Linked DNA regions of Homo sapiens: region 2 is linked to region 1. The links are chromatin contacts, found by Hi-C or POLR2A ChIA-PET in ENCODE. All regions are on one chromosome and are shown on one strand. Each heading gives the region's core, a stretch centred on a gene start or an enhancer-like site at or near the end of the contact. The rest is flanking DNA. Distances are from core to core; before and after follow the strand shown. Region 1 overlaps LOC105373262 (a long non-coding RNA gene). Region 2 holds the start of AKT3-IT1 (AKT3 intronic transcript 1).

Evidence for each region. Hi-C counts contacts between places; a loop is a spot of excess contacts on that map. ChIA-PET counts read pairs that join two places held with the same protein, here RNA polymerase II (POLR2A). Pooled maps may share reads with other maps.
Region 2: a pooled map shows a loop between it and region 1 (3-fold over the local background). The contact joins the promoter of AKT3-IT1 here to the enhancer-like site in region 1. A Hi-C loop is called at or near these places in 1 of 168 maps with a recorded cell type or tissue (MCF 10A) and 2 of 50 pooled maps. POLR2A ChIA-PET finds 5 or more read pairs at or near these places in 2 of 52 experiments (HEK293 and PC-9).

Annotation. Positions count from the first base shown.
Region 1 is chr1:244,271,786-244,275,721 of GRCh38, reverse strand. All of the region lies in intron 1 of LOC105373262 (a long non-coding RNA gene), which reads left to right. Among named protein-coding and RNA genes, the nearest start is that of SPMIP3, 79 kb to the left of the region's middle. RefSeq lists a silencer at 2,434-2,660. Within about 2 kb of position 1,766, at least 21 of the 41 ENCODE cell types and tissues checked have a DNase peak (open chromatin) inside an H3K27ac peak, as active enhancers do.
Region 2 is chr1:243,792,577-243,796,570 of GRCh38, reverse strand. It overlaps AKT3-IT1 (AKT3 intronic transcript 1), which reads left to right and starts at 2,171. Exons shown (of 2, transcript NR_046761.1): 1 at 2,171-2,311; 2 at 2,991-3,366. The region is part of intron 2 of AKT3 (AKT serine/threonine kinase 3); the gene reads left to right.

The DNA.
Region 1 (3,936 bases), core at 517-3,016:
TCTCTCTTTGTCTGCTATCTCTCTCCCTCACTGCTATCTCTCTCTCTGTCTGCTATCTCTCTCCCTCACTGCTATCTCTCCCTGACTGCTATCTCTCTCCCTCACTGCTATCTCTCTCCCTCACTGCTATCTCTCTCTCTGTCTGCTATCTCTCCCTCACTGCTATCTCTCTCCCTCACTGCTATCTCTCTCTCTGACTGCTATCTCTCCCTCACTGCTATCTCTCCCTCACTGCTATCTCTCCCTGACTGCTATCTCTCCCCGACTGCTATCTCTCCCTGTCTGTTATCTCTGTCGGACTGCTATCTCTCTCCCTGACTGCTATGTCTCCCCGACTGCTATCTCTCCCCATCTGCTATCTATCTCTGACTATCTCTCCCTGTCTGCTATCTCTCCCTGTCTGCTATCTCTCTCTGTCTGCTCTCTCTCTCTCTGACTGCTATCTCTCTCCCTGACTGCTATCTCTCTCCCTGTCTGCTCTCTCTCCCTGACTGCTATCTCTCTCCCTGACTGCTATCTCTCCCTGACTGCTATCTCTCCCTGACTGCTATCTCTCTCCCCGTCTGCTCTCTCTCCCTGACTGCTATCTCTCTCCCAGTGTGGAAGAGAGGAAGAACCTCCTATTTTCAGACATGGCCTGTGGAGAAGAAAGCCCCAGGTTGCATCCACAGGGTGGTGTCTCTGGAAGATTCTGGGATAACCCTGTAAGAGTTTGGTGGAAGAGGCCGGGTGCAATGGCTCACGCCTGTAATCCCAGCACTTTGGGAGGCCAAGACAGGTGGATTGCTTGAGGTCAGGAGTTCGAGACCAGCCTGGCCAACATGATGAAACCCCATCTCTACCAAAAATACAAAAGTTAGCTGGGCATGGTGGTGTGCACTTATAATCCCAGCTACTCGGGAGGCTGAGGCAGGAGAATCACTTGAACCTGAGAGGCGGAGGTTGCAGTGATCTGGGAGCCCACCACTGCCCTCCAGCCTGAGTGACAGAGCAAGACTCAGTATTAAAAAAAATAAAAAGAGTTAGGTGGGAGGAATGAGTGCCTTCTCTGATTCAGGCGTTCTGGCATGTCACCTCTAGGGGATTGAAGGGGGACCCTCATTCTGTAGGACAGAGGGATAACCTTTCACCTCCATCCCCCAGATGTGCCCCAGGATCTCCTGTAGACACAGCCTACCTCCCCCTCCTATAATCCTCACCAGCGAGCACACTTGGGGTGCTGGTGACTCATCCTGGATCCTAAGGGAGGCTTCCTGAGGATGGGCCTAGTGAACCAAACTTGGAGACAGAAGGTGAGTATGGAGACAGCGGAGCCCAGCCCGGAGGGAAGATGGCCTGGACATGAGTCATCCGTCCTCATCATTCGCCCAAGGATTCGATGTTCCTTTGGCTGGCATCTATTTTCTCTTTGCAAAACTATTGATCCTGCTGCCAAATGTACCCTAAGCCTACCTTATGCATCAGTGAGATGAATGATAAATTCAGTAACCTGAGGACACAGTAACGAGAGGGCACAGAGGACAGTGACTTGGACTTTCATCAGTAGACTTAACACTGGTTGGGCCACGGCCCGAGCAGGACTGAAATTTAGCAGGAGATGAGGACAGTAACATTTGGGTTTGTTCACCAAGCCCCCAGCTTGGCACCAGAAATTTTTGGCTTTCTGCAAACAGCTGCACAGAAGCAGTGGCCAAACCCAGCTAGTGTGTGATGAGTCATCTTGCGTCAGCATCGTGCAGCACAGACATCCTATGAGGGCTCCTTTAGCTGCTGTGTCTGGTTTGGGCTTTTTCCAAAAGACGAGGGAGCCAAATACCTAAGCCCCCACACTAATGAGCACTTTGCGATTCCATGTAAGCAAAGTTATTTCACCTCCCAAGACGCATCTACACTCCTCATTATTCATTGGCTGGCCCCGTGAAGCAAGGCCGAAGAAACTGACTTGACTTAAATCAGAAAAATGAAAACGGAGAGGACTTGGCAGTATGTATCTTTAGGAAAGCATGAGACAGTGTAAAGTCCTTCTCTTTATTCTGAGGCCAGGGCTTTAGACTATAGTAAGGTTAGTCATTGAAACCGATTTCAAGTTTCTAAAGTTTTACCAAGTATGATGATAGAAACTACTTCTCTAGGGATTTTTAATATATTCATGTGCATATGATTTTAAAGTGGACAAGGCACTCTTCATATGCATGATCTTATGTAAACACTACAAAACTCCAAGAATCAAACATTTATTATGACCTCCATTTTACAGATGAGAAAACAGGTTCCTAAAAATGAAATTATTTGCTCAGGGATGATGTCACAAATCACTGACAGAGCTTAAACGCAGGAACCAACATTCTGACTCCAAATCCCATTGATGTTTTCCCCAAACGATACAAGAAATGTCTTAAATGAAAGTCCATGTGAATATTTTGAAGAACCCTTCCAACGTCTTACCTAGACTGTTTTGTGATGCTGAGAAATTGATCTACACGTGTGCATCCCTCACATGGCCACAAGATGGCAGGGTAGCCTCGATGATTGAGAAATTGGCTTCATTCCTTGCACCAGTAGAGGGCTGTAGTTCCATGTTTCAAAAAGTAAGACATGGAAAAAAAAAAAAAAAAAAAAGAAAAGAAAAGAAAAGAAAAACAAAACAAAACAAAACAAAACCCATCAGTGTCTACATTGATGAAATAGGATGGTGGGAGGTTTGTTTTTCTTTTTGCCTTTTCTTTTTTAAATTAGGCAGTGAGAGTTCAAACAAACAAGTCTCCATTTTCACCTCTGTGTTTGCTTTTGGAGGCACGAGGTCAGGACTTGGGCCAGCCGCCTAGCCTACATTATTCATCTGTCCAGTTCCAGCCCTGGAACAAATGTGAAGAAATGAAGTAGCTTCAGTGGAGGGAAAACAGTGTTGTTATTGTTGCTGGTGACAGTTCTATTTGCCAACAAACATAAAAACATACTTTGGAACCCAAATGGGCTTGTCAGAGGGAACTTTTGTTCCATGTTTGGGCTGGGATGCTTCCAGATAGAAATCAGGCTGGCATTTGAACTTCAGGAGGCAGGGAGAGAGCTGTGCACAGCAGCTACTGACCCGAAAGGCCAGGCCATCAGCTGCAGTTTTCATCTGGGTGTCGTTTGACCACAGCCCACGCGGCTCCGGGTTGCCAACTGGGGTCACTGCCCTGAATGGGTATTATGGGGGAGGAGAGCAGGGCAGGCAGGCCAGGAGGATGGGCTTGCCACAAAAGGGGATTAACAGGCTTTGGATTCTGAGTTTTTGGAAGGTGGTTCTCACTTTGGGGCTTTGGGATGGTGAAAGCGGTCGTGATTCTGGGGGATTTATTTGCTGTAAGGTCTCAATTATCCCAAGACTGTTGGCAGCACCTTGGAGATCCCTTTGCTACATGGATTAATTACTCCAGGGATAAAGCCATCCTCGCTGTGTCTGCTGGTGAGTGTTTAGGGTCCGCGAACTCATGTAAATGCCAGTCTAAGGAAGCATAATTCAGAAGGCCAATCTGCCCATCCCCTGCTACTGTTACATAATTCAAGGTGAAGGTCCCAACCACAGCTGTCCGGGGGCTGCCTCCTCCCTCGCAGATGGAAGAAGCTTGCTTGATGGACTGGACTTACACTAATACGCTATCTATTTGGAAAGAAGAGATGGCGATAAATTACTACCATGGTGAATATCATTAAAATGCCGCAGAACCAAAAGCACTGTGTGAATGTTAACTCCAGGCACCTCGCATAGCCACTCCACAAAGCTCCGGTATCACCCAACACTTTAAATTGAGCTCTAAAGCTGGAAAGGCATCTTAGAGATTAGCGGGTCCAGACGTTCGTGTCTAAGACAGCAAGCTCCCCCTAGGAGGAGTTCAAGAAATGTTTGGTGAATGAGTGAGCCTTTCATTTTACAAATCATGTAACAGCCCCTGG
Region 2 (3,994 bases), core at 922-3,421, 480 kb after region 1:
AAATGGGATCAGAGATAGACATACATTGGCCGTATTATTTTAGGCTTTGAAAGACCTTGGCTTTTAAGTGGAGTGAGAAGCTGCTTATTAGGAAGTTTTAAGTGGGGGAGTGACTTAATCTGATTTCCATGTAACAGCAAAAGCAAAAATCACCCAGACTGCTGTGTGGACAAGCATCCTTGTGGATTCTAATGCAAGTCTGTGATCGGACTTTGAGAAATACTAATTTAGTCCTTAAGTCAGTATCCTGAGATAGCTGATTTCAAAAGAGCTCTCTCAGGGCTTCTGACCAAAAGTGACAGATTGGCTACACCTGTACATCTCTTCTTATTTCCTAATCCCTGCCTAAATGGAAGAAAGAAATCAGAGACTGGGAGAGGTTACAACAGGAGACAGAAGCTGCTATACCTCTTTCAAATAAGCAGATGGACAGGTAGTGACTGACTTTGCAGAGGAATCACACAGTACCTGTAAGTGCACAAAAATACCTGTAAGAAATGCAGTACTGTGTTTGTCCGAAGCTCCCAAGAGTCTCAGCATTTGGAGGCACCAGATACTAAGGAAGATAGGGGTCAGAAATGGAGCTGAAAACAGGGGAGCTGGTCGGAAAATCTGTGTACACTGACAGGTGGACCCCTACGATTTTCTCCCTATGTGCCCTTGTGGATGGGTGAGTCCCTTCACTACCAACTCCCTGGCCTCAGGAGAACAAGGTTTATTCTTTGCAAAATTAATGAAGAGCTGTCTGGACTTTGAAACCAGGGGCCGTGGATTGTTGCTTGGTTTAAAACAAGGAGATCGGCCGGGCGCGGTGGCTCACGCCTGTAATCCCAGCACTTTGGGAGGCCGAGGCGGGTGGATCACGAGGTCAGGAGATCGAGACCATCCCGGCTAAAACGGTGAAACCCCGTCTCTACTAAAAATACAAAAAATTAGCCGGGCGTAGTGGCGGGCGCCTGTAGTCCCAGCTACTTGGGAGGCTGAGGCAGGAGAATGGCGTGAACCCGGGAGGCGGAGCTTGCAGTGAGCCGAGATCCCGCCACTGCACTCCAGCCTGGGCGACAGAGCGAGACTCCGTCTCAAAAAAAAAAAAACCAAAAAAAAAAAACAAAAAAAAAAAACAAGGAGATCAAGGGAAACCTACGCCTGAACTATAGAAGTGTTAGCTCTCTTCCTCTGCTCTCCTTCCAGAACTGCACAGTCAAGCCTGTCCTATCCTTCTCCTGTGGAAGACTGAAGATAACAGCATCTTCAGATACTGATAGGCTTTCTGCTGAGAGTACCTTAAGTGAATTCTACCAGTCGTTAAGCCCTGTTTTCCCACACAGATCTTTCAGTTAGTTCTTTTCAGGGGCTTATTCTTAAATATGAGCAAACAATCTAACACCATTGGTCATCTGGGGGAAGACTCCAACATTAAAAAAAAAAAAAAGTAGACATAGAGAGGTGGAGAGGGAGTGATACTTGGAACACTGGGAGAAAACAGATACCATAAGGGATCAAAAGAAAACTTTAAAAATCTCCAGTATTATCAGAGAAGACATGTATTTCCTTCCCCACTTAAATGATAGTGAACACATATAAAAGCAGAAATCCATGAGGGTAAAGAGAACGAGATGAGAGATGACAGCAGGCAAACAACGTCAACTAAATATTGGAAGCTGAGAACCTGGTGCGTGAGTGGTAACAGAATTTAGCAGAGCTGAGAAAGCAGAAAGTCCTATGGTGTGGGTAGTTGTGCAAAAACTGGTATTCTTTTAATTAATGATGTGCTTTGCTCTATTTGGACTGCTGGGTTCTTATTTTTGAGCAGTATGCTCTCTCCCAGTTGAAGCTGTTAATGGGCTGTCCACCAATGGAGAAATCAGAATGATTAAAATGTAGTTCTTGTATTTTTATGGTTCTCTTAAGCAGTCATGCATTATACTCTTCTTCTTGTGTCTGAGCCAACATTTCATAGGAGTAGATAACACCCATTTCTGGTGGCACTGACAGCAGGGTTGAAAAGAATGTTATAAAAGAAAATATGAATAACATTTAACTTAAGAATATGTTCCAAATTTTGTTTGTAAAGTAGTTGTTTAAAACTTGGTAGTTCTTTTTGATATAATGTTATAAATGGCAGTTATCCTAGACCAAACTTTAAAATATGTTTCATTAGCAATTAAATGGGCATTTGTAAGTTCCCAGGGAAACCTAATCACATTGTATAGTATTTTTTAATGAAGAAACACTAGCTGGGTACAGTGGCTTATGCCTGTAATCCCAGCACTTTGGGAGGCCAAGGTAGATGAATAGCTTGAGTCCAGAAGTTTGAGACCAGCCTGGGCAACATGGTGAAACCTCATCTCTACAAAAAATACAGAAAAATTAGGTGGGCATGGTGGCTTGCGCCTGTAGTCCCAGCTAATTGGGAGGCTGAAGCGAGAGGATCACCTACGCCTGGGAGGTTGAGGCTGCAGTGAGCTGAGCCATGATCGTGCTACTGCACTGTACCCTGGGTGACAGAATGAGACCCTGTCTCAAAAAAAGAAAAAATGCTTTTTAATGGTAAAATGGCTACATGGATTTAGATTTAGACTTGAATTCAAGTCCTACTTCTACCATTTTTCTGCTATGTAACCATAAGTAAATTTCTAATGTTTCTGGGTCTCAGTAGAATGAGAATAATATCTAATCAGAGGGTAGTTGTGATGATTAATGGATGTTAAAGTAGATGAGCTACTCAGTCGAGCTCCTAGACCCTAGGGAGTCAATAAATAGTCGGTTTTCTTCACCCTTTTTTTTTTTTTTTGAGACAGTTTTGCTCTGTTGTTGAGGCTGGAGTGCAGAGTGCAGTGGTGCGATTATAGCTCACTGCAGCCTTGATCTCCTGGGCTCAAAGGATCCTCCCTTCTAAGCCTCCTGAGGAGCTAGGGCTACAGGTGTGCACCATTGTGTCTGGCTAATTTTATTTTTTTATAGATACAGGGTTTCACTGTGTTGCCCAGGCTGGTCTTGAACCCCTGGCCTCAAGAGATCCTCTCACTTCAGCCTCCCATAGCATGTGGGATTATAGGTGTGAGCTACTGTGCCCAGCTGTTGTTTTCAGTTTTACTCTTCTGTGGTATGTGGTAAGAGGGAGCATTTGTTTTCTAGAGCCTGCAGCATGTGTGGGTCAGTTGAAAATGTATAAAAATTTTGAGTTACGCACGGTGGCTTGTGCCTGTAATCCCAATACTTTGGGAGGCTGAGGAGGGAGGACTGCTTGTGCCAGGAGTTTAAGACTAGCCTGGGCAACATAGTGAGACCCTGTCCCTAAAAATATGTAAAAAAAATTTTAAAATAAAAATTTTGAAATGCAATTTGTGTCTTAAAATTCTGCCTTATTTATTTGCAACGTGTGTTTCTTGTCATGTATTTGCTGCTGTATGCTGGTAGAAAAAGCATAGAGAGTGGACTCAGGCAGTCCATGCTCTAGCCTCCTGTTCTACTCTGAACTAGATGTGTGACATTGTAAGTGCTGCTGCTTCACTTCGGGTGTTACTCCTGATTTGCACAGTGAAAAGTGTTTTATTACAAGATGATTTCTAGAAGTTTGTTTCTGTTCTGACATTAGATGACCTGTGATATGTGAAGCTTAAGACATCTTTTTTCATTACTGGGTTTATACGGGGTGTTGAGGCTTGTGATACATTTACTGTTATAAATTCATTTTAATGTGTTTGGAGGACTTGAGATGATTGGAGATTATTAGATTGATAGCTGATGTTTGGCTTTATTATTGGAAAATAGTTCTAGCTACGAAACCTGTTTTTGAGTGAAAGTATGCTAGGAATGGCCATTGCTTTTCTTCCTACAGAGATAAGTGATCTCTTGGTGTTGTACACATGAAGCTCTCACCTTTATTTTTAAAGTCATGGATTTTACCTTGGCTCCTATAAACTCTTCTCCCCTCCCCCATGTAGCTGTAAGCATTCCTACTCCTAGGATGATTTGGAATGTGTGTGTTTCA